2 separate regions of the Homo sapiens genome follow, and region 2 is linked to region 1. Evidence: read pairs that join two places in POLR2A ChIA-PET (ENCODE). Cell type or tissue: Caco-2. All regions are shown on one strand. Each heading gives the region's core, and the rest is flanking DNA. Links, peaks and the distances in the headings are about the cores only.

What was found. ChIA-PET counts read pairs that join two places held together with the same protein. Peaks named below come from ENCODE experiments on the same cell type or tissue, not always from the same donor. Only the 100,000 strongest peaks of a DNase experiment are listed, where the experiment ranks them.
Region 2: POLR2A ChIA-PET joins it to region 1 with 5 read pairs; 2 of 35 experiments call an interaction of 5 or more read pairs at or near these places.

What each region holds. Positions count from the first base shown.
Region 1 is chr4:140,018,932-140,021,751 of GRCh38, reverse strand. All of the region lies in intron 1 of MAML3 (mastermind like transcriptional coactivator 3), which reads left to right. LOC124900783 (a long non-coding RNA gene) reads right to left here. Exons shown (of 3, transcript XR_007058278.1): 1 at 1-2,820. Among named protein-coding and RNA genes, the nearest start is that of MAML3-AS1, 110 kb to the left of the region's middle. In Caco-2, for the core only: no CTCF peak of the experiment used is centred there; DNase peaks (open chromatin) are centred at 1,591 and 2,241.
Region 2 is chr4:139,911,528-139,914,347 of GRCh38, reverse strand. All of the region lies in intron 1 of MAML3 (mastermind like transcriptional coactivator 3), which reads left to right. Among named protein-coding and RNA genes, the nearest start is that of MAML3-AS1, 220 kb to the left of the region's middle. In Caco-2, for the core only: no CTCF peak of the experiment used is centred there; no DNase peak of the experiment used is centred there.

The DNA of each region.
Region 1 (2,820 bases), core at 261-2,760:
AAGGGAGGTTGGTGAGTGGATTCAGGAACGTTAAACTGGATAAAGAAGAGAAAGAAGAAAGAAATGAGATTCCCAATGCAGTTATGACCTGAGTAGGATTGGAGAAAAAGGAATCAGAGAGGGAAGAGAAATTCTTGGGTCATTGTTTTAAAAATAAGGAAAAAAAATTAGGTAAGGAATATGGGTAGATATTTTTGCCACTTTTCAGCTTCAAGACGTAGATCTAATTACTTAGCTACTTTGAACCTTATAAATTGGGAATAATAGTATTAACCTTGCAGGGATGTATAAAGATTAGAATAGTGTATCCAAAATGCCTGGCACACATTAGGTAGGCCCTCAATAAATGATGATATTTGTTCTTACATAAAGGTTATGCTGCTGAAGTACTTCCAGCAAATCATTCTTTTTTTCCAGCCCTAGTTAATTTCTATTGCTTAAGTAGTCCATACTCACTTCTAAAAGGTAGAAAATTAAAAATAGTTAAGTAACTTATCTAAGCTCACACAGTAATGGAATGGTTAAACTGGGATTCAGAGCTTGCAAGTGTAACTCCAGAGCCCGTTCTCCTAAATAACACACATATTTGTAAGTCCCAGCAGGTACAGTTGTTTTATTTCATATGGCTATAGCTACAGAAGAGAAGCAGTCTTCTTTTCTCCACGTATTGTCTATTTTCATCTCTCTGTAACTCCTTGGGTACTTTAAAAATGAAAAAGTGACCTACACCTTTGTTTCTCTGGATCGGATGTCATCTAGGAAGTATGTATTTGGCTTCAGTTTGTTTCACTGGCAGTTTTTTGCAACTATCAGAGGATGGAATTTTGCTTTGTCATCTGACCCAAGCACAAACTTAGGTAAATTTATGAGAACGGGCCAATTTCTACAGAAAAGCTGACTCTAGTGAAAGATTTTTCTTCCCCAAGTCAATTTTTTAATTTGTATTTGATCTGTTCTGCATGGTGTTTGGCCCTCCTCTTTGCAAGTTTTGCAATTTCACTGTCCAACAAGCAGTATCTGGTAGGAGTTTTAATAAGACTCTTCACCCTTCTTTGTGCTCAAGAAAATATTGTCAGCACTCTTCCATTCCCTCAGAAACAGGATCCCACCCACTCTGACATAGCTGTTCCACACAAGAAACCAAACATGTAAACCCTAAACAAAGAGAGTTTGATGCCAAGGGTTACTTTTTCTCTTTATTCTGTAATATATTTATACACTTTTGCTCAATATCAAACTATTTGAAGTCATTATAAATAAATCCAGAAATATGTGCTTTATAGCCTCAATATGAGCAAATACCAGGCCAGAACTGACCAAATGCACAAACAAAAAAAAAAATCAGCCTCAAATTAGATTTCATGGTGCAATTATTTCATATATTTCTGAAAACTGTTCTTTTAAAATATCTACTGTTTTCTTCCATCTTTTCAATTGTCTCCAAGTCTTCTGCCACCCCCACCTAGAAAAAGAGTCTTTTGTTTGCATTAGGACATTTACATAGGCATTTCTTTTCTGGAGAAATATGACAGCAGCTGAGATAGCACAGGCCTTGTTAATACTTAACACTGAATAAACAGGGCAGGTAATGACCATTGTAATACTTCCAAATGCAGTACAGCAACACAGTTGACAAAGGTCAGGAGGGAAAAAAAATAGCATTGGTGTTTGCAGTGGGAAGAATCTTCTGAAATGAGACTTGAGAAAACAAGGCATATGTCCTGTGTCTTAAAGCCTTTGTTGAAGGGAAGACTACCAAGCTCCCTCAGAACTGGTGTTCCAAGATTTGTAATCTCAATACTGAGAAAGATGGAAACATAAGGACAAACTTTAGTACTAGGAAATCCTCACAGTACCCAGGGCTTTAATATTTCGTCATATAAATTAGGCAGTCAGGTCAACCTACCTAAATATTGTATTAAAGGCACCCTTTTATACCAACTTCGCCCAAAACACTCCCAGCTGCTCATTGTACACTGAAGTTACACAGTGTATCTTTTCAAGGACCTTGCAGTCTTTGTGAAAAGGACTTCGGTGCTTCCAAGAGTAGCTCTCAGGAGACACCTCTTAGATGAGGTGTTGTTTTCTGGAAAGGTGCCTAAGTTCCTAGATTGTATAGCAGTGGAAAGATTGAGGCTCTAACATATATTTCAGAGAGCTGCCTTATGTTGTTGGCCGTGTTCATAAGCAAGATCCAGTCATCTGGGTGAATGAGGAGCTGCCCATCTTCCTAGGCCAGAGGCTTAAGAGTCTATTTGTTCATGCATTCATTCCTCACTCATTAGGTATTTATAGAGTAGCATCTGCTATGGGTCAGGCTGTTTTCTCAGCGCTGGGGATAAATAGTGAACAAAACATTGTCAAAGAGCTTTGGGTCTAGTGGGGAAGACAGACAAGTAAACAGATCATTGTAATATGGTGAAGTAATTAATTACAGGGTGACTAAGGTATACTTCACTCAGGCTTCTGAGGGACCTGCAAAGGTTTTACATAAAAAGTGTCTTTGAAGCCCAAAGATTTATTAGGATTTTGTCAGTGTTGTGTAGGGAGAGTTTTCTAAACTGAAAAAACATATCCAAATCCCTGGAAAAAGAATATGGTCAGTTAGGGGAACTGAAAGTAGTTCAGTGTGGGCGGAGGGCAGAGTTAACCTAAAAGATTAGTGAACAGAAAAACAATTAGAACCCAAGTTTGTCAAGAGGTTGAGGTTTAAACAACAATTTGGAAAAGAGAAAAAAAATTATTCTTCAGTTACTAATTTTGCACATATTAGCAATTTGAATTGAGAGGTTTTGTAAGACTTCATTTATTTTTAAGTAT
Region 2 (2,820 bases), core at 124-2,623, 110 kb after region 1:
TATTCATCCCTAGCTTCTTACATAGGTCCTAGTGTATAAATGATGCTCGATGAGTGCCTGTTGAATGAATGAACTAATTTTTGCCGAGCCCTTTATAATGTATAAAGATGCTTCACATAGCAACGTGGGGTGATTGTTTTTAAGACCTTCACAAAACCATTTCCTCCCTCATTTCATTATGATTGTGAAATTGCTTTGGAATTTTGGAACTGTGATACTTTTACTGTATGCCTTTCATAAAAAGCCAAAGTCTAAATGCTTTTAAAAATATATATACGAGGAGCTGTGGAAGGAAGGGAGGAGGGAAACAATTTGTTACTGGATACTTTCTTGTAAAAAAAAAATTTTAATGTAGTTATCACTGGATGTTTTTTCTTTACAATTGCAGTTCACAACTCTTTTCCTCCTCTTTTACTAGGATGAAGGTGAATTTTAACAAAAGCAAGAAATATTTTAAAGGCAGAGAGCAAGTGGGCAGCCAGGGAAAGCTTTGTGTTTGTTTTTATGACTTGTGTTTTGACTTGGCAGATGTTCAAGGTTATTCTGCCTAACCAAATAATCCACACTGCTTCCATATCAGCAATAGCTGAGCTACCCTTCCAAGGGGCGCCCGCCGTAGTCTTCTGTTAAGATGTTATGCGGGACCTAAACCCTTGTCTTGCACTGAAATCAGTGCAGCGCTGACACCCCCACAGCCCCTTGGTTCTTTTGCTCTCACAGCCATTGAACGTCTGCTTCTGAGAGAGTCACCCAGGAGTACATAACCGACAGCTTTTTCTTAGATGGCTTCATCTGTTCGCACTCATCACCAGACCATTAATGCTGACTTTTCCCCCATGAAACTCAAGTGTAAAAGTAGGAAAATAATTGGATTTTTTATCCAAAAATCATTGGCACTTAGGACAAAGACCAAAGTCAGAAAAAGGAAAAAGCAGACAGATTTAGAAATTTTAAAAATTAGATATGTCTTTGACTTTTACAGGTGAAGTAAGAGCCATACTTAGGATTATAATCCATAAAAAAAAATTAGGGGACAAATTAGGTGAAATAAAATCCAGAACTTCCAGATGATGACAGCACTAAGGCATTACTTGTACACATCTACTCCACATATTTCTGCCCCAGGATACTGAGATTTTTTTTCTCCCCTCTTGGTTCTTAGAAGCATACAATTTAGTGTGTTCATATGCATGCCTCATTTATGCCTGGAAAAGACAGAAAGAAAACCCTTTAGTAAGGACTGTGATTCAAAATATGTATTACATTGACTTATTACCTACATTATCACTGTGTGTCAGGAAGCATATTGCTCACAGGTGGGATGCACAGTAATTTGGAAATACTCATTTTGGCCTTGGCATAGGATGACCTTGTCCTACTGCAGATTCATGCCCTGTGGCTATATTAGTTCCTAGGGCTGCCATAACAAATACCACAGACTAGGTGGCTTAATACACTAGAAATGGATTGTCTCACAGTCCTGGATGCTCGAAGGTAAAAATCAAGGTGTCAGCAGGGTGAGCAGGGCCGTGCTTCCTCTGAGACTCTGCAGAGAATCCTTCCTTAACTCTTCTTGGTTTCCAGAAGTTTGTCAGCAGTCTTTGGCATTCCTTAGCTTGCAGCTGCGTAACTCCAGTCTCTGCCTCCGCCGTCAAACGGCACTCTCCCTGTATGTCTTCGTGTTTTCACATGGCTGTCGTCTTATAAGATGATACCAGCTGTGTTGGGTTTTGCCTGTTCTACTCCAGTATGACCTCATCTTAATGAATTTCATCTGCAAAGATCCTATTTCCAAATGAAGTCACATTCTGAGGTACTGAAGTTTAGGACTTCAATATATCATTTTGCTGGGGAGGACGCAATTTAACCCACAACAGTGCCTAGACTTCTGCTTCAGAGCTCAGAATGTTACCTGTTTTCCTGTAACGGACTAGCTGTACGAAACCTTCATTTACTTCTCTCCTCAACCTTTATTTTTTCCTCCTTAGCAGTGTTCTTCCTTGGAGATGATAACCTTGTGTCAAGGTCATTGAGAAAAGAAAGACTATTAGAGCCAAACTTCTTTGTCTCCACCTCTCCCCATTCCATCTCAACAAATCTCTCCCCCACATTTGTTTTTTAATCACTCTTCTGATGGCATTGATATGCCCTTCCTCATTGTCTCAAAAACAAGCACCTCTATGGGAATGTAAAATGATGCAGCCACTATGGAAAACAGTATGTCAGTTTCTCAAAAAAAATTAAAAACAGAATTACCATAAGATCCAATATTCTGCTTCTGGATATTTAGCCACCAGAACTGAAACAGGGTCTACAAGAGATATTTGTATACCCACATGCATTACTAGCATTATTCACAATAGCCAAAATGTGGAGGCAATGAATGAATGGATAAACCAAGTGTGGTATGTACATATGTTTTAGTCTTTCCAGGCTGCTGTAACAGAATACCAAATACTACATGGCTTATAAATAACAGAAACTTATTTCTTACAGTTCTGGGGGCTGGGAAATCCAAGATCAAGGTGCCAGCACATTCTTGTCTGGAGAGGGCCTGCTTCCTGGATCATAGACAACTGTCTTCTTCCGATGTCTTCACATGATGGAAAGAGTGAGGGGGATCTCTGGGGCCTCTTATAAGGGCACTACCTTTCATGAAGGATCCACTGCCATGACTTAATCACCTTCCAAAGGCTGCACCTCCTACCTAATATTAATACCCTCACCTTGGGGGTTAGGATTTCAACATGTGAATTTCAGCAAGGAGACAACCATTTAGACCATAGCAATATACCATGAAATATTTTTCCGCCTTAAAAA